Regions from separate parts of the Homo sapiens genome. Here region 2 is linked to region 1. The links are chromatin loops, found by intact Hi-C in ENCODE. Cell type or tissue: GM12878. All regions are shown on one strand. Each heading gives the region's core, and the rest is flanking DNA. Links, peaks and the distances in the headings are about the cores only.

Evidence for each region. Hi-C counts contacts between places; a loop is a spot of excess contacts. Peaks named below come from ENCODE experiments on the same cell type or tissue, not always from the same donor. Only the 100,000 strongest peaks of a DNase experiment are listed, where the experiment ranks them.
Region 2: a loop joins it to region 1, with 2.0 times the contacts of the local background. A loop is called at or near these places in 3 of 110 quality-filtered maps.

What each region holds. Positions count from the first base shown.
Region 1 is chr1:211,935,916-211,948,612 of GRCh38, reverse strand. INTS7 (integrator complex subunit 7) reads left to right here. Exons shown (of 20, transcript NM_015434.4): 18 at 1,908-2,006; 19 at 3,644-3,829; 20 at 6,502-8,210. The coding sequence ends at 6,789. It also overlaps the pseudogene LOC124904505. Among named protein-coding and RNA genes, the nearest start is that of INTS7, 93 kb to the left of the region's middle. RefSeq lists enhancers at 442-1,054, 9,629-9,708. In GM12878, for the core only: no CTCF peak of the experiment used is centred there; DNase peaks (open chromatin) are centred at 8,542 and 9,702; H3K4me3 peaks cover 515 bases; H3K27ac peaks cover 4,082 bases.
Region 2 is chr1:211,880,539-211,893,235 of GRCh38, reverse strand. No RefSeq gene overlaps it. Among named protein-coding and RNA genes, the nearest start is that of LPGAT1-AS1, 56 kb to the right of the region's middle. RefSeq lists an enhancer at 5,707-5,756. In GM12878, for the core only: no CTCF peak of the experiment used is centred there; a DNase peak (open chromatin) is centred at 5,505.

The DNA.
Region 1 (12,697 bases), core at 4,698-12,697:
TGGAGGTCAATACCCAAGGGGCTGTTGACCTCAGAGGCACTCCACACTTTTCCAAGAGGGTATTGCAAAATCTGCACCATTCTTTTAAAAGGCAAAATGGTGACTTTCTGCCTGAAAACAGCCTGAAGTCCCTTGTGGTCCTCTGAGTCCACGCTTCAAAGATGTTTCTCTCCTTAGACACTAGTGTGGCATCAGAGGTCCACCAAAGGTGGATGTCTCTGCAAATACTTTCCAAATTACTTGTTGCAGGAAGCTGATTAATGCTATTTTAACAGTTAAATCTGAAAAAATAGAACCAGTGTCTTTAAATCTGTGTTGTGATTATCTCAGGTAATAGACTTGGCATTTGTACTATGAGTCTGTTGGGCACAAAATGTTCAATTGCCTGAACCCAATAAGGAATGGATTTTTCTGGCTTTTAGCCTTAACACCCAACTTTAAAAAAAAAAATGTTTACAGCATGAGCAACTAGGTGACACTCTGCTTGAAAGCAGGAGCCTAGAGGGACAGACAGCATACCACATGGTGCATGCAGCAGTTTTCAACCTGTGGTGTTGGGTTTCAATCAGGCTGGTGGGAAAAATATTAGAGATAGTTATAGAAATAGACACAAATCTTCTTGGAAGGCTGAGAAGTTTGCCTAACTTCAGTAATAGATCTGGCTGAAGGCGGCCTGATCTCTTTACCTTTAAACAAATTAAAATAGTAATAAAGAAAGGCAGAGTAGTTTACCTGGCTAGCTTGTTTACTCATATAAAGACTAACCTTTGATGTACCGTGAGTGCTTAAGTGCCTTTTACTCAGAAGTCCACAATGTCAATTTCCCTCTAATGGTGTTGACTCAAGCTTTTGTTAATTAATCTTACTGAATAAATGCGAGTCTGACTAGCTGATCAGGGCCTAGTTGCAACTGTTTACAGGACTCAGCAGGAGCCTGTAAGCGGCTGGGACCCTCAGCTGGACTGGCAGAGCAGAATATCTGTGTGTCAGCATACTTTATTTATCCGTTGCTGAATCGGGTCTGCAAGAACAGACCTCCCGCAGCTAGTGCCCCCGTGAAAGGAGCGCTGCCTCACTGTGGTGACTTACGAGGCCACTGAGACGGGAGTAGACTGAGGAAGGGATAGTAGACCAAGCAGGAATGGTTCTGGTTCACCTGAAGTTAAAAGTGTTCTTATGATACTTTCAGTTTTCTTCTATTAGACTGGGTAATCTTTAAAATATCTTTGAACGCTTAAATTCTGATTTTATGACCACTTTCATTAAGGCTCAAAATATTCTCTGTGGTGTTTCTGTACCTCTGCAGTCATGCTGGGATTTTCAAAACTCAGTTAAATGTGTGAGGCAGATTTGAGAAATAAGATATTTTATTAGAGTTTCAGGATTCCCCGACTATATAGTCCTCTTTCATCTGAATTCGACCAAGTTTCCACCACTGCTTACTCTGAGGACCAATGGCCATAGAGACAAGCCACCTAATGAAAGAATGAGCCAGCTCAAAGCCAAAGTCCTGCAAAATGCTCGGGCTTCTTTACCATACTGTTTATCATACTTTGCCATGTGATAGTTACTCTATATTTTAGTATCTAATATAATTGTTTAATAATATACTGATAGTTCTGAGCGCTGTAGAAATGTGGAATTTGCCTATTGCTTGGCCTCGAGGACTGTGGATTTTCTCATTTCTGTCACTTATATTTTATTGAATATACTTCACAATAAAGTAAAAATCTGTAATGAATGATTTAGTATGTATGCACAGTTCCTGGATGTGATGCCTAGTTCTTGATTGGTATGTACCTTTGTAATAATCTATATGGGCATTTGTAGTTTTATACTGAATGTACCACTTGTTGATGAAATTTGAAAATTTATTTTTATTTGATTTAGTTTCTTTTTTCCCCCAGCACACAGCATGCCTCTGCAATGCCATCATTGCTTTGCTGAAAGTTCCCCTTTCTTTCCAGAGATATTTTTTCCAGAAACTACAGTCTACCAGCATCAAGGTAATACAGGAAGAATACTAAGGTTAATATAGGTTTTAAAACCAGGTGTCTTCTGAAGATTATGTAGGACATAGCTACACTTCAGTGTGTTACCTTTGGTTTATTGGTTTTTTTGTTTTGTTTTGTTTTTTGAGACAGAGTCTCGCCCTGTCGCCTGGGCTGGAGTACAGTGGTGTGATTTTGGCTCACCGCAACCTCCGGGTTCAAGCGATTCTCCTGCCTCAGCCTCCCAAGGAACTGGGATTACAGGCATCCACCACCTCACGCAGCTGATTTTTTTATTTTTGGTAAAGATGGGGTTTCACCATGTTGGCTAGGCTGGTCAGGAACTCCTGACCTCAAGTGATCCACCCACCTCTGCCTCCCAAAGTGCTGGGATTACAGGCATGAGCCACTGTGCCTGGCTTACCTTTGGTTTTGATAAAACCTAGTTGTAAGCCATTTCTCTCCTTTATCAAGTGGTTTGGTGAAAGAAATGAATTTGGGAGTTAAACTCTCTCCCTTTTTAATTGTCAGTGCCAAATTCTATGAGACAGGCATTTGGGTAACTGGAGCTCTGTTGTTTGTCTCTCACCTCCAGGAATAAATTAGTGATTTATCACAGTAGCCTGCAAGGATCTTGAGCTGAGTCTATTCAGACCCAACTTATAGACCCAACTTAGAATGAATCAGATCCAGTAAACTGTCACCAGTTCTTCTTCCAAAGTACTTCTGCCTTTCAGTAACATGTTTTGAGGGGCTAACCAGTGAGTAGAATTAGTATTTTGAAATATTTAAGCCACTCACAATTCAAAAGCTATTTTTGATTCAGAAAATGAAATTGTTGGAAAAGGGAGAAAATTGTCACTTCTAAGAGATCTCCTGGATTATCCCTGTTAGTTAATGTCTTCAGTAAACTTTTACATCCATGCAAATGTTTTGATTACAAATAACAGAGCATTCCATTTCAAAATGACTGGAATAATGAGGAAGATTTGACGATCTAGATAAGAAGTCCTAAAGTAGGATGTCTCCAGGGTTGATCAGTAGTTCAACAACATTATCAAAAAGACTCAAATTTCTTCCATCTTTTCATTTAGCAAGACTTGGGCTTTCTTTAATTGATGTGTTTGGGATTTTTAATACATTTTTGAAGAAAAACTAATGAGAGGTGAAAAATGTCATTTGATTCATTTGTAGATATTGACTTTTTTTATAGCACAGTGACTTCGTTGTGTAGATAATCCTGGAACTTTAAGTTCATTTACATTTGAATTTAGTTTATTTAAAATTACGTAAGACCAAAGAGACAGCTCTTAGGTAATGAAAATTTATATAATGCCTTTCCCTACTAGAAGTGGTTCATTGTCAAAGAAATGCCTCACCACAAAAATTGGGAGAATAGTGCCTTTGCTTTTTTCTAATTCTCTATTATCCTCAAATAGAACTGAGGTTTGGGATGAAAACCACAGTGATGTTTAGAAGGAGGCACTTTAAAGGTACATCTGTCTCGTTGTCCTGGCACAGTCAGGTCCTGTGGGGGTGGGGGAGTGCACAATCGAATTTGTTAACCTGTAACCAGTGATTAGCACAGACATGTTTGTCGGAAGGAAGCTTGCTCTTGGTTGTTGGCATTTATTTGAGTGTTGGCATTCCAGCTTGCTCTGTCACCATCGCCCCGGAATCCTGCAGAGCCCATTGCTGTCCAGAATAACCAGCAGCTGGCGCTAAAGGTAGAGGGAGTGGTTCAGCACGGATCTAAACCAGGACTCTTCCGCAAAATTCAGTCTGTCTGTCTGAATGTTTCTTCCACACTGCAGAGTAAATCTGGACAAGACTACAAGGTAATTTAGAAAAGAGGCAGAATTGTGATACAGGTTTTATATGAGCTCATTGATGGAAGTTTTCCAGTGTTTTTCATGGTTAAATAGATTGCAGTTATACCTCCAAAGGGATCAGATGGACATAAATTAAAAGCCCACATTGGGGCTGTAAGGGGTTGATAAACACTTCTTTTTCTCTCCCTGAACCAGTTGATAGAGACAAAGCATCCAGGCAAAGATCAAAATATGAGTTTTATTACTGTTGGAGCTGTGGGAAAACCTAACTCCAATGCCTGGCAGCAAGGCCTTTCTAACCGTAGACCCCTGAATTGGATTTTTTCACCCAGCCTCAGTCAGTACGTATGGGAGCCTGCCCCTATAAAATTTATGGCAGGGCACAGAGGACTCAGGTGCCCAAAGCAGAAGAGAAAGAGCAAGTGCTTACCTTCCCATGTCTGGTTCCTGCCCAGAAAGTCACCCATCAGCAAGACTCACCTCCTCCCTGCTAGGTCAGTAATATTAATCTAACGAAAGGTCTCTCTTACATCAGGAGGTCCCTTCAAACGTCAGAAGTTGGAAAATAAGTGTCTCCCTAACCCACCCAATCCCTCCCCACAAAAAATACACATCTATTTAGTTTTCTCCATTTTAAGTAAATTTTATCATTAAAAAAAGTATATAGCATTTCTATAAAATGATCAGATAAAGTAAAATCTTTTTTTAAGAGTGTAACCCTAGGGATTTGCTGCCTTGGGAACTCAGGATATAGGTAAGTAATAACCTGAATTAGGCTACATTGTTAGCCAGAGCTAAGATGCTGAATCTGTGCCCATGAAATGCCAGTGTTCGAGATAAAGAATGTTCCTTGCTTTAGACATTTATTTCCGATTCCCTGGTGGTTTATCCACAGTAAATGAAGCAAGGGACCAAGTCCACAGTTGTAGCAGCGAAGTTACTCAGATGCCCAGATTGGCTGTGTCCAGGTTTATTGTGGCATAGCATGGAAGGCAGGGTATCAGTGAAGGTATAAAAAGAGAGCATTTTATTATCTTTGGTGGTTTTAGGTTAAAAAGCCAAGGGAAGGTCTGGTTCTAAACTATTATTACTTTCTTAAGCCATTACTACTTTCTTAACTATGGCAAGTTCCTCTCACTTTGGCACTCTGTCCACTCTGACACGGCTGAGCCTTCATTCTCCTCTTTTCCTCTGTTTTGACTTCTGTGCCATACAGCATGGTACCTTATGTAGCCACTCAATAATTTGTGAATGATGAAAAAATTATTTACTATATTTAGAGTATAACTGTTAAAATTGGGTATCTGCTGTCACAGAAGGTTGTAATGAGAATTTACATAATTTATCCCTGTCTGCAACTCTCTCTTCACTTTGAATTTGAAACAGTAGTAACCATGATTCTCTTTGTTACTTGCATATAATTTCTACTGTTAAGAAAATAACATTCAAACCTAGAAGCTATGGTCTTCTGCTTGTTGACCTACCTCTCAAGAGGCATTGATTAAAGTCAGGAAGCTGATATAATAAGCCGAGTAATAACATGATTACTTTGCAGTGTTATTCACAGTGAGTTTGCAGCTTAAGATGCAGCCATCCATTCAGGGTGATCAGGTTCCCTAGGCCTATTTCTGGTCCTTTTAAGGAAGTTCTTTGGTTGGCATATTCTTTAGGGAAATAAAAACTGTACAAAGGCTAAATGTGAAAAAGTACCTGTACTATAAATAATTCTAAGACCTTGAATTGGTTGGTGACGTCAGTTCATTACTATTACAGGTAAATGTCTCTGGAAAAGTGACATGATAACTGCTCCTTGAGACACAAAGCTGCAGGGCACATTTATATAATTAATTACACCACAGAAACACGCACATAAACCTAGAGTAATTTGGTCAAATACACATTAAGATCACCTTTATTTGCATTCTCAGGATAAATCTGTCTCTTGACACGTTTCATCTTGGGTACAGGTAAGAGTACGTCAGCAGGTTTTATTCTGGTCTTTGAAGAACAAAGGCATGAGTGTCTGGCTAAATGAATGAGCCTATAAATCTGTGTTTTATAACATATTGTACTTCCAGTCTGAACAAAACAGTGCTTATTAAATGAGCAATGTACAAATGGTTCAGTTAATTTGTTAAAGGAGTAAGGAATCACTACATTAAGTAATAAAAATCAGACTAACTGTTGGGGGGGAACCTAACTTAAATTTGCTTAGTGTTTTGTTCTTTTTCAGTCTCTTAGGTTTTAAACTCTCTGGAACAGGTGATTTCATCCTATTTCTTCAGAATATCTCTTCACAGTCTAAAGGAAGATAGGGATTTAGAGATGGGGTTGAGTAAGCAAGGAAGAAAGGCCAGCATGTGAAGGGGCTGTCAACGGCTCTGGGAGCTCATTCTACTCAAGTAGAGTGAGGAGCATCACTTAGTAGTTCAGAGTGTAGGCCCTGGAGGTAGTCTGCCTGTGTTCAGATTCCTACTCCGTTCACTAATCATGTGACTTTGGAGACATTACTTAACCTGTCTGCCTTAGACTCCTCATCGGTGAAGCAAGGATGATAGCAGTACCTAATTTTTTATTGTCTGCATGGTCTAAATAAGCTCTTAGAACAGGGCCTAACTCATAGTAAGCACTGAAGAAATGTTAGCCATTGTTGTTAGTTAACAATTGTTTCATTGCAGATACCCATTGACAACATGACCAATGAGATGGAGCAAAGGGTTGAACCTCATAATGATTACTTCAGTACTCAATTTCTGTTGAACTTTGCTATCCTTGGAACACACAACATTACAGTGGAATCTTCTGTGAAAGATGCCAATGGTATAGTATGGAAGACTGGTCCCAGAACTACCATATTTGTAAAATCCCTGGAAGACCCTTATTCCCAGCAAATTCGCTTACAACAGCAGCAAGCCCAGCAGCCATTACAGCAGCAGCAGCAACGCAATGCCTACACACGGTTTTAACCATGGAATGAATGCACTGCAGACTCTCAAGAGATCAATCAAATTGCCAGAAACAGTTTGGTTTTTCATATGGAATAAGTATTAAAGTTACAGTGTAGTTCATTTATTCATTGATTTTTGTAATGTAATATTCTGGAAAAAATTTTGTTTTCTTAAAAATTTTGTCTGACAGCTGGGCGTGGTTGCTCACGCCTGTAATCCCAGCACTTTGGGAGGCTGAGGTGGGCGGCTCACGAGGAGATCAAGACCATCCTGGCTAACACAGTGAAACCCCGTCTCCACTAAAAAATACAAAAAAATTAGCCAAGCATGGTGGCAGGCGCCTGTAGTCCCAGCTACTTGGGAGGCTGAGGCAGGAGAATGGTGTGAACCTGGGAGGCGGAGCTTGCAGTGAGCCGAGACTGTGCTCCAGCCTGGGCGACAGAGCGAGACTCCGTCTCAAAAAAATAAATAAATACATTTTGTCTGAAAAATAACTGGGATCCTGGCCAGAAAGATTGTTCTTTCTTGTTTTATTATTAGTTTTTTCTGTTGCCAAGCTTTTTTTTCTTTCAAGAATAGTCACATGTTGAGATCACTGAATTGGTAAATTTGACCGCTACTCTTCCAAAATACATCATTTGCTGCCTGACTTAGACCTAGGATTCTGAGTTGTTCATTGGGAGGTTCTGACCAGTCACTACAAGGTTTATCCATGGTAGCAGAACCTGAGTCCTTCTGTAGATGGACTTGAAAGTGTTCCGTGCAACATCCAGCCTTCTGGATTATGAAAGCCCACAGTCTAACAGTATTGAAACATCCTGCTGTATTAGTTCAACCACATATTTATCTCTTCCTGTGCTAAAGCAGTCTTTATTATTTTCATATTTAATTGAAACAAAGAGCAGCTAGCAATTTCATAGAAAATTAATTTGTTTTTTCTGATGTGTCTGCAACTGTGTATAATACAGACATTTCACATTGTTTCCAAAAGTGAAGAACACTCATTTAATATCTTCAATGTTTTAAGTTAGAAGGGGTGGATCTTTTCCTTTGGTTGGTGATTGGTTTGGTTTATACTTGATGAGTTATGCTAGACTGATTGTTTAGAGAGAGCAGTCTCTTTATTACACAGGCTCAGTTTGTTGGGATGCTCAGGGAACAGAGTTTTCTGGTTAGCCAGAAAACCCCCTTTTTTCCTATTTTAATTCTGGTTGAAAACCATGATAAAATAGACTTTCTTAGCACAGTATGGTAGATATAACTTAACTGCTTTTTGATTGGGGATCATTTAGGGCTTCAGGATCACGATTTCTAAACATCAGGGATCATATGGTTGCAGATGCCGATGCTATAAGTAATTTGGCCGGATGCAGCTCCTAAGGTAAAGCAGGGTACTTTCCCTGGAATTTCCTTTTTAAATAAATATCTGTTTCTTTGCTTGTGTTTTGCCTTTTTCTCTTCAAAGTCAACATTAATTCAAAGGAGAATGGAGCTTAAGATAAAAAATAAAAAGGGGTTGTTGTTTTTTTTTTCTTTCTTGTCATGCGGCCTCTGGGACTGAGAAGTGATTTGCAACTTGGGTCTCTCCAAGATTGCTTGCCTTCATGAGCACAACCCATTGTACTGCTAACAGCCAGAACATTCTCATAAAATGTGTACAGATCTACAGTGTCCACGGTTGAATGACATCTCTTCAGATGCAGCCCAGTTGTATGAGGTTCACACAACCTACACAGTCATCTCAGCACCTGGGAACACGTGCTTAGGAAAAATTGCCAGAGCAGTGCAGAACCCCTTGTTCTTTTACCAGGTGTGGAAACAGCTGAATCAGAAAGCCTGGGTTTCACTCTTGGTTCTGGTGAATTAGCTGTGTGACCAAGCAAGTCACTTTACCTCTACATCTTAGGGGTTTTTTTTTTTGTCTGTCAAGTGACTGAATTAGACTGGTTTTCTGGATTCCAGCCTAGAGTTGTATTATCAAGTGACTGAAAGACTAAAAACAAACAAAAACATTTCTTAAATTGGAGATCTTTTTTATTTGTAATTAAGTGGCTATTTTCAGGGTTAAAGTTTACAATGTGGATTTCAAGCTTCTGGTGCCATTCAAGGTAGATTTCTCCAAAAAAGAAGCAAATCTTGTAAGCCATCAATTCCCTTTGAGAACTTCCCAAATGTTATGTTCTTAAAAGATAGGTTTTGATAGCTATGTTTATGAACTTTTTAACTTGGTGTATTATGGGCTCCTGGCACAAACTCAGAAAGGAATTTTTTTTTTTTTTTTTTGAGACAGAGTCTCGCTCTGTTGCCCAGGCTGGAGTGCAGTGGTGCAATCTCAGCTCACTGCAACCTCTACCTCCCAGGCTCCGGTGATTCTCCTGCCTCAGTCTCCCGAGTAGCTGGGATTACAGGCATGTGCCACCACGCCTGGTTAGTTTTTATATTTTTTAGTAGAGATGGGTTTCACCATGTTGGCCAGGATGGTCCCAAACTCTGGTGATCGCCCGTCTTGGCCTCCCAAAGTGCTAGGATTACAGGTGTGAGCCACCGTGCCTGGCCAGGAATTATTAAAATAAAAGCAAGTCCAAGAAGTTCAGAGTATAACTGAACTGAACATAACTCTGAAGCAAGAAAGACTTATTTTAGTATGTCCATTAGATCCAGGATTGGAACTCTGATTTTGTTTAGTAAAATATCTACTGAATTTTTGGCATCAACTGTTAAATGGTTATTTGTGGTGGGGGAAGCTGTTTATAACTTCAACACTACACTAATGAATGAAAAGAAAAATGAGATGCAGAAAAGAAAGATGCATACTAATTGTGAAGTGGGCATGTTCCCTAAATTTAGAAATATGAAGGGCACTTGCTGGTTAAAGCTAGGAAGACAGGACTAGTTTTTCTCAGTGCTTCGTCACTTTGCAGTGCAGTAGTGTTTCCTTATCTGCAGTTTTTGCTTTTCACTTTCACTTTGCTTTTCAGTTTCAGTTCCCAGAGGTGAAGATAGACCACATTCACATAATTTTTATTACAGTATATTGTTACAATTGTTCTATTTTATAATCACTTAATCTCTTTACTGTGCCTATTTTATAAATTAAACTTTGGCATAGGTGTGTATGTATAGGAAAAAATGTAGTGTATATAGGGTTTGGTACTATCCTCAGTCATAGGCATCCACTGGGGATCTTGGAACGTATCTCCTACTGATAAGGGGGACTGCTGTGTAGTCCAGTGACTGAGAGCACCAGCCTTTGGGGCCATACTGCCGAGGTTCCAATCTTAACTTTATGACCTTGGACAAGCTACTTAGTCTCTCTATGCCTCAATTTCCTTATTCCTAATAGAGAAACATATTAGTGTTTCATGGGGTAGGTATGAGAATTAAGTGAGTTAGTATAGAATTTACTTAGAACATGCTTGGCATATAGTAAAACAGATATATAAGCATTTGCTTTTATTATTACTACTACTGTCATTATCCTCCTTAGTATTTTTTTTTCCAAAGTGTTAGATCAGTTCTCACTGAGCATTTTATTACCTTGTCTCTGCTATTAAACACATTTAAGCTATCTTTCCTAATGCAATTTGGGTACATTGAGTAATAATGATCTAAACAAAATAGAATTTCTGTCTACTATGCTATAAATCATTTAATTAAAATATGTAAAGGCAGACATACAAGGAAATATATGTAAATACATTCTGCTGATTGCCTTCAGTGATGATAGCAATAGAATGTTGACTATTCAGAAATTAATGTATTCCAGCTTAAACTAAGACCTTCAGACATAACCTTTCTAGCGCAAACCAACCAAGATAGCAGGCAATTTGCAACTGGGGAATATGCCATTTCTCATGTTAAGATACTGTTCAGAGAAGAACAAACCAATTAGACAAGATCCTCAGACTAGGGTCCCAGAGAAGTCAGTTTAAATTCTATTTATAAGACTCATCATTAATCCTTAGATAAGTCACTTGATCTTTCTGTGCCAATACCTGCCAACAGAATATTGAGAATAAGATGACCTGGCACTTGGTATGTAGAGTATAGGCACCACTGACCAACAGAACTTTCTGTAATGATGGAGGCGTTCTAAATTTGCACTAACCGCTACAGCCACTGGCCACATGTAGCTATTGAGTACTTAAAATATGGCTAGTGTGATTGAGGAACTGAATTAATTTACTTTTAATTCAGTTAAATTTAATTATTTTATTTATTTATTTATTTATTTATTTATTTATTTATTTAGAGATGGAGTTTTGCTCTTGTTGCCTGGGGTGGAGTGCAATGGTGCGATCTCAGCTCACTGCAACCTCCGCCTCCCAGGTTCAAGTGATTCTCCTGCCTCAGCCTCCCAAGTATCTGGGATTACAGGCATGTGCCACCACACCCGGCTAATTTTGTATTTTTAGTAAAGGTGGAGTTTCATCATGTTGGTCAGGCTGGTCTTGAACTCCTGACCTCCAGTGATCCACCCCCATCGGCCTCCCAAAGTGCTAGGATTACAGGCATGAGCCACCATGCCCGGCCTCCTTCAGTTAAATGGCTTCATGTGGCTACTGCCTATGGAGTTGGAAAGTGCAGGGAATGAAAAATGAAAAAATGAGAACTGTTACCTTAAGACCTAGATGACCCTTAAGTGGATTTCTAGATAAGGGGGCCTACATTGGAATTCTTTGACTCACTAAAAGTTCCACACGAAAGAGTGTATAGATGACAAGGAGGGTATTTAGGTTCATGCGTTTGCTTTGCTTCTAGTATTAAATACTATGTTGAGGCCGGGCACGGTGGCTCACGCCTGTAATCCCTGCACTTTGGGAGGCCGAGGCGGGCAGATCACAAGGTCAGGAGATCGAGACCATCCTGGCTAACACAGTGAAACCCCGTCTCTACTAAAAATACAAAAAATTAGCCAGGCGTGGTGGCAGGCACCTGTAGTCCCAGCTACTTGGGAGGCTGAGGCAGGAGAATGGTGTGAACCCAGGTGGCGGAGCTTGTAGTGAGCCGAGATTGCGCCACTGCACTCCAGCCTGGGCGACAGAGCGAGACTCCGTCTCAAAAAAAAAAAATACTATGTTGCTCAATCAAACCCTGTTCTTTGCACAATGCCTTGGACTTAGCCTTTACCAGTCACATAGACAATAACAGTATGATGAGATGTAGTGAGAAGTCTAAAGTCTGGTGAGTTGGCTTAATTTGATTTTATTTTCTTCCTTCAACCATAATAATATGATATCCAGATTTTGTCTTTATGGAAGGATCTGTAAACACAGGCTTACCCATCCCACTTACAGGCAAGGCAAATGCTGCTTCTTGAAAAGCGGGGGTCTGGGTCATTATCCTCCTTACCCAAGTTGTCCCCTGGCCTGGCTTTTATCTTCACTATATTGTGGAGACACTTCATTGAGTCTCATACTAGATTTTAACTTTTCCATGGCTTCCGTCGTTTTGCCATGTTTTTCGCGTAGAATGTGTCTGTTTGCTGTGTCGCCACCCACTTTGGGGCCCTGAGCCTTCTCATCAGCACTGTTGCTCCCAGAGACATGTCCCCATTTCCCCCTTTTCCAGAACCGTTTTTTCCTTTGGGCATCATTTTTGAAATTTGCTGTTCTAAAAATATTTTGTTGTTGTTTCCAGATAATTTTTTAAGTAAAATTAATAAAGATGGGGTAATGCCAAATGAATTATAACAATCAGGAAAAAAATGAGCATCTCAAATACCCAGAAAGGATGTTTTGAAGAAAATTACATGGTATGCAGAGAAGAAATACTCTCTAACTCAACTTTCTTTGGTTTTCTTGGTGATTTCATTTGAGGGTTTTGATGAATTTATTTGTGGTGATGAGTTAAAAATGTGTAAAGGATTAGGACAAATAAAAGGGAACTAAATTACACTAAGGAATTATGAGAAGATACCGGTGTC
Region 2 (12,697 bases), core at 2,150-10,149, 53 kb after region 1:
TTCTGTTGTTTCCTAGAGTCTAAAAAAGTGGTTTTCAATCTCTTCTTTTTCCTATTCTAGGCTACTTTAAGCTGGGCAGAATAACCCACAGTCAATTTGCTCCACCCTTTCTCACATACAAGTGGAAAAATAATGCAAGCATACTATTGAGGCGTCAATGTAAAGTATCTTGGTGGGGGGGATTAGTTGTACATGTGCTTTCATGATCAAGGCATACATGATTCATATTCAAATTGCAATGCATAATTGTCTTTAGGTATAATTACCAGAAAATTAAAGGCCAAAAATACAATTAAAACAAAGATATATCACTGGTCACCTTAAGCTTCAAACAAATCCCAACTGACTTGATAATGATGAAGCTAAATTAACAGTAAATTACAATTAGAAGCAAGAATGGCAGCAGTTGGAGACCTTGACCCACACACGACAAACAACACTGATGGCAGACTGATGATAAAGCATCTGTCCACACAATGCCAGGGATGGGCAAGGCTCCAACAGTGTCGGGCCACGCTTTCTCCAGAGGCCAAACTTCTCAGGGGAATACAAAATCAGAAGCCTCAATAAAATTTGGTAGCACACTGACTTTTATTTATAAATTCCAAACTGGGTTAACCTGTAATCATTCACTTAGCAAGCTTTTAGTAAGTAGGTCTTAGATGTACATAAAAATGAGTGTGGATGAATTTGTAAATAGCTCTTCCTAAAGATAATTATTTACAGTAGTTCATCCTAAAGGGAAGACTTGCTTTCTTGGGTCAGTTTGCAGCCCGTCAGGTGGGTCTTGGGTAGCATTTAAGAATCACTGGTTGGGGCCAGGTGTGGTGGCTCATGCCTGTAATTCCAGCACTTTGGGAGGTAGAGGCGGGGGGATCACCTGAGCCCAGGAATTCAAGACCAGCCTGCGTAACATGGCAAAACCCTGTCTCTACAAAAAATATGAAAAAATTAGCTGGGTGTGGTGGTTTGCACACCAGCTACTTGGGATGCTAAGGCAGGAGGATCTCTTGAGCCTAGGAGGTCGAGGCTGCAGTAATCCATTATCGCACCATTGCACTCCAGCCTGGACAACACAGTAAGACCCTGTCCCCTCCACCCCCCACCAAAAAAAAAAAAAAAAAAAAAGACTGGTTAAAAGGCATTGGAATGCAACTGAATTGTTTGTTATATGCAGGGGTCTTAGACTAAGAGACATGAGAAGTGAGAACCAGAGACATTTGTTTCAACTCTCTTGCTTTCTACTATAAGAGTTATGTCAGGACCTCAGGCAAAAGCTAAACATTCCAACCTGACACCACCAGTTAGGTTAGTACACAGGCTACTGTGAGTTGGAAGATTTCACCCTTGCTAATTTAAAAGAAGCAACTTCCTCAAAGCAACAAAGGTGAATGTCAGCAATTCACAGAAGCGTTATATTTTACCTTTGGCTTAAAAATTAGACAAAAGACTAGGAAACAGTCTGCCAGAAAACCTAACAGCACCCATCTCCAAAGGGTGCAATACCCAGGTAACTCTACCTTAGAAAATAACACTTCACAATTGTGTAACACTTTAACCTCTCCAAACACATTTGCATGTGTTACTGCAATCTCCAGAAAAAAGAGTGAGTTTCTGAGGTGTCCTGACTCCCTGACCTCTTTTTTCTTACCTCAACTCTCTCCTTTGGTCCACATGCCTCTGGATTTGTTCCTTTCTCTCTTGTTCTTTCCGTTCAGTTTCTCAGTTCCTGCTTCAGTAGCTTGCTCAGGCCTTGCTTATCCTTAAAATGCTACAGGACTTTTCAGGGTTACTCTGAGTTCAAAAGGAGTCAACATATAACTCAACCTAGATTTGTTGAGTCCTTTTTCAAGAATAAAACTATTTGGCTTTTGGTTGGGCATGGTAGTTCACACCTGTAATCCTAGCACTTTGGGAGGCCAAGGTAGGAGGATGGTTTGAGGCCAGGAATTAGAGACTGATTTGAGAAACACGGCAAAATCCCATCTCTACAAAAAAATACAAAAATTAGCCAGGCAGGGTGGCTCATGCCTATAGTCCTAGCTACTCTGGAGGCGAACATGGGAGGATCACTTGAGTCCAGGAGTTCCAGAGTAAGCTATGATTGTGCCATTGCACTCCAGCCTGGGTGACTGAATGTGGCCCTATCTCTAAAAGTTAAAATTTTAAAAAAAGATATGGCATTCTGAATGAGTATGGTAGGGCCCTTTATGTGAAGCCCCTTCATTCCTGGATAAATAATTGAAGGTAAGAAGGTTTGGGAATCATCAGCCCCCTTATGTGTAGCATAGGCTATCGCAGGCCTCTAGCCTCACTGAGTCAGCCAGCACGAGCTGTGAAACCTAAGTTCAAAGTCACTGGAGTAGTATTATGGGTTGAATGTTTCCCCCTCCCCTTAAGTTCATATGGTGAAGTCCTCCTAACTTCCTGTACCTCAGACTGTGACCTTATTTGACTAGACTCTTCATAGAGGTAACCAAGTTAAAATGAGGTCATTGGGGTGGGCCCTAATTCAGTTGTGTCCGGAATTGGTGGCTTCTTGGTCTCACTGAATTCAAGAACGAAGCCGCGGACCCTCGCAGTGCGTATTACAGTTCTTAAAGGCCGCGTGTCCGGAGTTTGTTCCTTCTGATGTTCGGATGTGTTCGGAGTTTCCTCCTTCTGGTGGGTTCGTGGTCTTGCTAGCTCAGGAGTGAAGCTGCAGACTTTCAGTGAGTGTTACAGCTCTTAAGGTGGCGCGTCTGGAGTTGTTCGTTCCTCCCAGTAGGTTCGTGGTCTCACTGGCTTCAGAAGTGAAGCAGCAGACCTTCATGGTGAGTGTTGCAGCTCACAAAGACTGAGTGGACCCAAACAGTGAACAGCAGCAAGATTTACCGCAAAGAGTGAAAGAAGGAACCTTCCACACTTTGGAAGCACACCCTACCAGGTTGCCACTGCTACCTCAGGAAGCCTGCTTTTATTCTCTTATCTGGCCCCACCCGCATCCTGCTGATTGGTCCATTTTACAGAGAGCCGATTGGTCTGTTTTACAGAGAGCTGATTGGTCCATTTTCACAGGGTGCTGATTGGTGCATTTACGATCCCTGAGCTAGACACAAAAGTTCTCCACGTCCCCACTAGATTAGCTAGATACAGAGTGTAGACTGGTGTATGTACAAACCCTGAGCTAGACACAGAGTGCTGATTGGTGCATTTATAAACCTTGAGCTAGATACAGAGTGCCAATTGGTGCATTCACAATCCCTTATTTAGACATAAAGAGTCTCCAAGGCCCCGCCAGATTAACTAGATACAGAATGCCGATTGGTGCATTTACAATCCCTTAGCTAGACATAAAGATTCTCCAAGTCCCCACCAGACTCAGGAGCCCAGCTGGCTTCACCCAGTGGATCTTGCACCAGAGCCGCAGGTGGAGCTGCCTGCCAGTCCCCCGCCGTGCGCCCGCACTCCTCAGCCCTTGGGCGGTCATGGGACTGGGCGCCCTGGAGCAGGGGGCGGTGCTCGTCGGGGAGGCTCCGGCCGCGCAGCAGCCCACGGCGGGGGGCGTGGGGGAAGGCTCAGGCATGGCGGGCTGCAGGTCCCGAGCCCTGCCGCTCCCAGTGCGGGGCCCGCCGAGCCCACGCCCACCTGGAACTCGCGCTCGCCCGCAAGCGCCGCGCGCAGCCCCGGTTCCCGCCCGCGCCTCTCCCTCCGCCCCTCCCGGCAAACTGAGGGAGCCGGCTCCGGCCTTGGCCAGCTGAGAAAGGGGCTCCCACAGTGCAGCGGCGGGCTGAAGGGCTCCTCAAGCGCGGCCAGAGTGGGCGCCAAAGCCAAGGAGGCGCCGAGAGCGAGCAAGAGCTGCAGAGGGCTGCCAGCACGCTGTCACCTCTCAGAGTGAGATACTGGTATGGCTTGTATCTTATGAGAAGGGAAAATGTGGACACAGAAAGATAGTGGAAGATAATGTAAAGACACAGGAGAAGACAGCCAGCTACAAGCCAAGGTGAGAGGCCTGGAACAGATCTTTCCTTGACGGCCCTCAGAAGGAACCCCATCCATTTTTTTTTTTCGGAGATGGAGTTTCGCTCATTGCCCAGGCTGGAGTGCAGTGGCTGATCTTGGCTCACTGCAACCTCCTCCTCCGGGGTTCGAGTGATTGTCCTGCCTCAGCCTGCCAAGTAGCTGGGATTACAGGCGCCTGCCATCATGCCCAGCTAATTTTTATATTTTTAGTAAAGAGAGGGTTTCACCATGTTGGCCAGGCTGGTCTCGAACTCCTGACCTCATGGGATCCACCTGCCTCGGCCTCCCAAAGTGCTGGGATTACAAGCGTGAGCCACCATGCCTGGCCCCTGGGGCCCACATTTTGATCTTGGACTTCTGGCCTCTATAACTGTGAGAAAACAGAATTCTGCTGATTAAGCCATCCAGTTTGTGGTACTTTGCTATAGCAGCCCTAGCAGGCTCATTTAGACAGCAGCTAGCCCAGAAGACTAATTTTTCTCACCTCCTCATAAGATGGTTTTAATAATAAAATGAGCTAATAGAACTAAAGCCCTTTGCAAATAGTTAAAGCTACAATTAAGATGAAAGGGTTTCATATCACTATGATAACAGTCCCTGGCTGCCATATTTAAAACTACTGGATTTTTAAAATTACCCGTCTTCTATGCATACAACTGAATCCTTTTCCTGGATATATTTTTCTCTGTAGAACACATATCACCTTCTAACATACTATGTTTTACTTATTTATTTTGCTTATTCTCTGTCTCTTCCCACGAGTAGCAAAGCTCCATGAAGGCAGGGACTTTCTGTTTTGTTCACTGCTAGTCTCCAGCCTGGCGCATGGCAGGTCCTCAGCATGCACTTATCATTCATGCATGTTGGATGAATGATAAATACACATTTACTCCTTATCTTCATCAGGCTATTGTCTACTGATCCTTTAAGGCCTAACTCAGGCCTACTCTTTCTTAGGAAGCCTCCCCACGCCACTTTCCTCTTTCCTAGTTTGGAGCTTCCCCTCCATTCTCTTACATGGATCTTTCCAACAATGCAGGGACCACATTGTGTTTGTTTCCATGACTCCCTCGCTGTGGGCTTTGGAGGTGAGGAACACCCAGGTCTATATACCCTGTAGTCAAAGGAGGCGGCTCTGTGCCTGGCCCTTGGTAGGCACTCTGTGCTTCTCTGTTGAGTGAGGCAGTAGCTAGGGAACAAGGGAAGGGCATGGGCAGAGGGTGGATCAGAGGTGGCCCACAAGGGGGTACTGACCTCGTAGCCTAGGCTGTGCCCTTGAGCTACAATAGTCAACAACACTAAACACTGAAAAGGAAGCCCACCACCACAGGTTGCTGGAACCACAGAGGAAACCAAAGTGGAGAAGAGTGAGGCCAGCTGGGAGGATGACCTCACGGTTTGGAATAGAGGAAGTAAAATAAAAATTGATAAATCAGAGCAGAGATATGGAAAGCCACTTTAAAGAGAAAACAAATGAAAGTTTCCTGGAAATGCAAAACAGGAGTTTCACCTGATTAATATGTTCACATAACTGAATATAGAATGAGTCATCTGGGGCTGAGATGGGGCATGGGGTTTGTCAATTAAGAAATTTTGGTTAGAGGTCAGGCGCGGTTGCTCACACTTGTAATCCGCACTGTGGGAGGCTGAGATTGGCAGGTCACTTGAGGCCGGGAATTCAAGACCAGCCTGGCCAACATGTCGAAACCCCGTCTCTACTAAAAATACAAAAATTAGCTGGGCATGGTGGTGGGCCCCTGTAATTCATTACTCAGGTGGCTGAGGTACAAGAATCACTTGAATCCGGGAGGTGGAGGTTGCAGTGAGCTGAGATTGCACCACTGCACTCCAGCCTGGGTGACAGAGCAAGACTCTGTCTTAAAAAAAAAAATTTTTTTTTTGTTAGAAAAGGGAGAACTGGCCAGGTGTCATGCTCATGTTGTAATCACAGCAATTTGGGAAGCCAAAGTGAGAGGATTGCTTGAGCCCAGGAGTTCGAGATCAACCTGGGCAAGATGGTGAGACCCCCCACCTCGATTAAAAAAGAGAGAGAGAGAAAAGGGAGAACTAAGAGGTCTTTGTCAGCTGAGCTGTTGGCTAGAGAGTGCCCGGACTGGGGATGAAGATAGCAGATCTTCCTGGGAAGTCTTTGATGGGAATTAAATCTCAGAGGTGGGGGCAGGGCCGGTCTAGTAAAGGGAGGCCAGAATGATTAGCAAGTAGTTGGAGGTGGGGCTCAAATATAATAGTATAATTAATGGTAAGAATTCTCTGCCCCATGTGGAACATGGTGGTGGTGTTTGCATTTACAAAGGTAAAAAGTATGGGCCAGGGCAATGGCTCATGCCTGTAACCCCAGCACTTTGGGAGACCGAGGCAGGAGGATCTCTTGAACCCAGGAGTTCAAGACTAGCCTGGACAATGTAGCAAGACACTATCTCTACAAAAAACCGCACACCTGTAGTCCCAGCGACTTAGGAAGACAGAGGCAGGAGGGTCACTTGAACATAGGAGTTTGGGGATCCAGTGAACTAGGATCACACCACTGCACTCCAGCCTGGGCAACAGAGTGAGACCCTATCTCTGAAACAAAAATAAAAAAGAAATAAAAAGTACAGGTAAGACCATCTGTAAAGGTCATTGTGCTCTGAGGGAAGATTTGAGAAGCTCAGCTCATGCTTCTTGTCCACAAAGAATGAGGAAAATTATCACTGGCTTGCCAGGCTGAACTGCCTTTGGTATTTCACAGTCTTGAGGGGGAAACTGTCATCCTTTGACTGTTCATTCATTCATTCATCAAACATTTTTGAGCCAGATACTGTGCTACATCCTGGGGATACAAAAATAAATGTTAACAACCAGTTCAACTAAGAACCTTGACCTCCTGGATTTGTGTAATCTATAATCCAGTTCAAACAAGCATCCTCTGACATCCCCCTGTGCTGTGGGGAGGAAGGTGGTTAGGAAGGGCAGCTCAAGCACCAGGGGCAGCAAGGCTAATCAAGCAGAACAGAAGGTCAAAGTCCCGGAAGAGGAGTAAAATGCCAATCCACCAGGGGAGTCTGGAACCAAGGCTTTGCAACCTCTCCCTGGGAATGTTGAATGGTACCCACGAGAGCAGAAATACAGCACCAATTAGGTTACAGGCACTGCCACTAAAATTCAGTGAGGCAAAATTATCATTGAACTGAAAAAGGAAAGAATTTAGTTAAACAGATCTTTTGAGAATGCCTGCAGAGTCACTGGAATGAGTTGTTGACATTCTTCATCAACACAGAAAATGTTGCCAGGGTGCCTGCAACAAAACAGATTTATGTGATGCCACTCCTGACTCCCCAGAGACCTGCCGACCTGAAGCAGACAGATTAAAGTCAGCCTGGGACACACTTCCTGATTTTAAAAACAAACATTCTTCAGGTTTTGAAAAGTGAATTTCTCCAGGAAACACTTTACACAAGTAATACCCTAGAGTGTACATATTTTGTATTCTCTATACTCTGTGAATATTTCTCATATTACGGACAGTAAGATATTCAGTGTTGACTTCGGATATAAAGGGAGTACATCCTTGAGAAGGAGAGTAGAAAGTCCTTGCCCAGTCTTTGTCCAAGTCATCATCTGTTTTCTGTTCATTAGACATTAGTAGAGGGTCTACTCTGTTCAGCACTGTGCTGGGTACCAGGGTGATGCAGCAGGAGGGAAGGAGGAGGTAGATAACAAAGGACTTGACAGGTGGCCCTTTATACGCTTCCAGCCTAATGGGAGTGGTATAGGTTGAGTTCCCTGGGTTTGAGATAGAGAACTGGGGGCAAGAGGTTTATTGGGGAGTATACCCCAAAACAACATCTGTGTGTGACTGAAGGAAGCGGGCAGAGGTGGGTAAGTTGAGCTGTAATGCAACATAAGCCTGAGCGGGCTCCATGGGACACACTGAAGCTGAGATGCCCTTCAGAGATGTCTCAAGTTGAGACCAGGGAGAGGTGTCTGTGCCCTTTATTGAATGTCATAGAGTGTAGGCTTTCCCCAGGGAAGGGGAGTAGCCTTACACAAGACAGCTCCATTCTGTGGAGGGACATTTCTGAGAAGGAGCTGAGTCTGGAGCTTTCAGCAAGCAACACTCCTAGAAGTTGGGAAAATGCGAGCCTTGGGCCTGAACGTGGGGATTTGGGCAGCACACCACAGCATCCACTATAAGGGAGCATAATACAATAGCATGAAGGGCAGTGTGACATTTTGGTGTTGTAATGAAGGTACAGATACAGTAGAATGAGCATTCAGAAGGTGGAGGGACTGCATCTGATAGGGAGCAAAGAAAGCCTCTTGTGGAGGTTGAGGCCCCTGAATATGCACAAGGCTTCCACCCCTACCCCACCCCGGGAGAAGAGCTAAGGTAATTAAATCACACATTCCCAGCTGATGGGGAAGGAGGATGGAGCAGATGGGAGGAAATAAGATTTCTGCAATTATCTCCTTCCCCAGCACTTCCAGAGTCACAGCCCCAACTGGCAATCACTTCTGACTGCCACAGTTAAAGAGCTCCTCAGGTCAGCAACCCCTTATAATATGGGTAGAGTGATGGCCACAGTGGGCCTTCAGATGTGTCCACTGACTGCCCAGCTAACTGACTTACCTGATGGAGCAAGCTGTGTTTGGTCCAGAAACAAACTGACCCAATTTCATCCCAGAATCTACAATGCCTCCCATTTTCAAAATTATTTCTTCCTATCAAGCAAGGTTATTCATTCCTTTTTCAAGAATGGCTGTCAAGACTTGTGAAACTAGAGTCATCCTTCTGCGATCAGGGTGAATGGAAGCTCAGGATGTGAGGAAGTGCATGAGGCTCCACTCTCTGGCAAAGCAAAAATAATTTTTAGAATCAGTTTTAAGATTTGTCCTTCTGTTTGGGATGCCTCCAGGCTAAAGGAAACAAATATTCCATGGATTTACCCCCAGAGAGCAACATGTCCCCTGTCCTATTTGATATTTCTGCTCAAAAAGCTGCTGTTTAACAGCTGAATAATGGTTTCCCTTCTCAGCGTTCTGTATACACTTGCACACTGCAACATACAGCTTTCTGTGCCCAGATTCAAAAGCATTTCTTCAGGTAAACAAAATTAAACAAAGAAAAGCACTTTGGCCCTATTCAGATAAAGCCTCATTTTTCTACATGTGAAATAGAGACTGGTCCTACTCAACAATCTTTGATTGCCAGGCTCTTCTATGCTAAGAGTCACTGAATTACATTGACCTGAAACAGCTAAATTGAGACCCGCTGGACGGTATAATAGTTATATATTGCTGCGTAACAAATTACCCCTACATGTAGTAGCTTAAAACAACCAACATGTGGCTGGGCGTGGTGGCATGCCTGCAATCCCAGCACTTTGGGAGGCCGAGGTGGATGCATCACTTGAGGCCAGGAGTTCAAGACCAGCCTGGTCAATATGGGAAATGCTGTCTCTACTAAAAATGGAAAAATTAGCGGGGTGTGTTGTTGCACACCTGTAATCCCAGGTGCTGAGGTGGCTGAGGCATGAGAATCACTTGAATCCGGGAGGCGGAGATTGTAGTGAGCCGAGATGCCACCACTGCACTCCAGCCTGGTGAGACTCAAAAACAAACAAACAAACACAACCAACATATATATGTCACAGTTTCTTTAGGTCAGAAGTGAGAGCAGCTCCACTGGGTGGCTCTGCTTGAAGTGTCTCATGAAGTTGCAGTTAGGATGTTGACAGGGGCTGCAAACATTTAAGGCTTGGCTGGGGTTTGCGGATCCACTTCTCAGATGCTTCAACTTACACAGCTGTTGGAAGGATGCCTCAGTTTTATGCCACATGGACCTTTTTTTGTGATATGGTAGCTGGCTACCAATGGAGCAAGTGACTCAAGAAAGAGTGGCTACAATGGAAGCCACAACGCCTTTTATGGCTTAGTCTCAGAAGTAACATAGAATAAGTCTCTGTCATATTCTATTAGAAGCGAATCACTAAGTCCAGCCCATAATAAAGGGGACGCAGATCACTATATTAGACACATTTCAAAACCACCGCAGAAGGGAAGGTGAGGGAGTGTTACATGAGCTACAGAGTGATCCCTAAGCAAAGCTGTGCTTTGCAGTCTTATCTTGGTGCCAGTGCCACCCCAGTACCCTCCCATACTTCCACCCCACTTCATTGGCTCAGCTTCTTAGGTGCATTCTCACCTCTCATCAATCCATCCAAGTCCTTTATTTTATCCCTCCCAAAGCTCTCTGTGCTCCAAGATGATCAAAACAACTGATGCACTAATCTCCTTCCAGGAAACCAGCATTTCATTAGAGAAACCTGCCTCTGCTGGTGAAAGTGAAAGTTCTCCTGGAGAAAGAATGAATGTAGAGGGCAGTTCCCTGAAGAATATTGTGGGGTGGCTGCTCAATGTACTCATAATATAGTGCCTCTCCCAGGGAGCTTGCATGCATCAAAGGAACAAAAGTCAATGTCCTGACCAGACACTTCTCAAAAGAAGATATACAAGCAGTCAACAAGTTTATGTAAAAATGCAAATGCTCACCATCACTAATCATCAGCGAAATGAAAATCAAAATCACAATGAGTTACCGTCTCATACTAGTTAGAATGGCTTTTGTTAAAAAGTCAAGGACTAACAGATGCTGGTGAGGCCGTGGAGAATAGGGGACACGTGTATACTGTTATAGTAATGTAAATTAGTCCAGCCACTATGGAGAGCAGTTTGGAGATTTCTCAAAGAACTAGAAGTTGCATTATGATTCAATCAAGCAATCCCATTACTGGGTATATACTCAAAAGAAATTAAATCATTCTACTGAAAAGACACATGCACTTTTATGTTCATCACAGTGCTATTTCCAAAGCAAAAATGTGGAGTCAACCCAGGTGCCTAACAGTGGTGGATTGGATTTTTAAAAAGTGGTACATATATACCATAGAATACTATGCAGCCATAAAAAAGAATAAAATTGTGTCCTTTGCAGCACCATGGATGCAGTTGGAGGAGGCCATTATCCTAAGAAAACTAACACAGAAATAGGAAATAAATACTGCATATGCTCATATATAAGTGGTTGCTAAACATGGGTACACATGGGCATAAGGATGGAAACAATAGACACAGGACTACTAGAGTGGGGAGAGAGGGATGGGGGCAAGGGCTAAAAAATTATTTATATCATGGATACTATGCTCACTACCAGCGTGACAGTTTCCATCATACCCTGAACCTCACCATAATGGAATATACCTCTATAACATTCCTGCACATGTACCCCGATTGTAAAATAAAAGTTGAAAAAGAAAAAAATTGGAAGTCCTAACTGGAGCAATCAGGCATGAGAAAGAAAAGGCATCCAAATAATAAGAGAGAAAGTCAAACTATCTCTGTTTGCAGATGATAAAATTCTATACCTAGAAAACCTATATCTGGTAAACAACTTCAGCAAAGTTTCAGGATGCAAAATCAAGGTTCAAAAATCAGTAGCATTTCTTTACTCCAACAGCATCCAATCTCAAAGCCAAATCAAGAATGCAGTTCCATTCACAATAGGCACAAAAGGAATAAAACACCTAGGAATACAGCTAACCAGGGAGGTGAAAGAGCCCTACAAGGAGAATTACAAAACACTGCTCAAAGAAATCAGGGATGACACAAACAAATGGAAAAATATTTCATGCTCATGGATAGAAAGTATCAATATTTATAAAATGGCCATACTGCCAAAAGCAATTTACAGAGTCAATGCTATTCCTATCAAACTACCAATAACATTCTTCAGAGAACTAGAAAAAACTATTTTAAAACTCATATGGAACCAAAAAAGAGCCTGAATAGCCAAGACAATTCAAAGCAAAAAGAACAAGGCTGAAGGCATCAGGTTACCCAACTTCAAACTATACTACAAGGCTACAGTAACCAAAACAGCATGGTACCACTACAAAAACAGACACATAGATCAATGGAACAGAATAGAGGCCTAGAAATAAAGCTACACACTTAAAACCAACTGATTTTCCACAAAGTTGACAAAAACAAGCAGTGGGGAGAAGACTTTCTAGTCAATAAATGGTGCTGGGATAATTGATAGCTATATGCAGAACACTGAAGCCGGACCTCTTACTTTCGCTATATACAAAAATCAACTCAAGATGTATTAAAGACTTAAGTGAACAACCTAAAACTACAAAATCTGGATGATAATCTAGGAAATAACACTGTGGACATGGGACCTGGCAAAGATTTCATGATGAAGACACCAAAAGCAATAGCAACAAAAGCAAAAATTGACAAATGGGACCTAATTAAATTAAAGAACTTCTGCACAGCAAAAGAAACTATCAACAGAATAAACAGACAACCTACAGAATGGGAGAAAATATGTGCCTCCCATAGAGAAAACTATGCCTCTGACAAAGGTCTAATGTCCAGAATCTATAAGTAACTTAAATTTATAAGCAAAAAACAACCTCATTAAAAAGTGGGTAAAGGACATGAACAGAAAGTTTTCAAAAGAAGACATACACACGGCCAACAAGCATATGAAAAAATGGTCAACATCACTAACTATTGGAGAAATACAAATCAAAACCACAATGAAATACCATCTCACACCAGTCAGATTGGCTATTATTTAAAAGTCTAATAAAACAGATGCTGATGAGGTTGAGGAGAAAAGAGGATG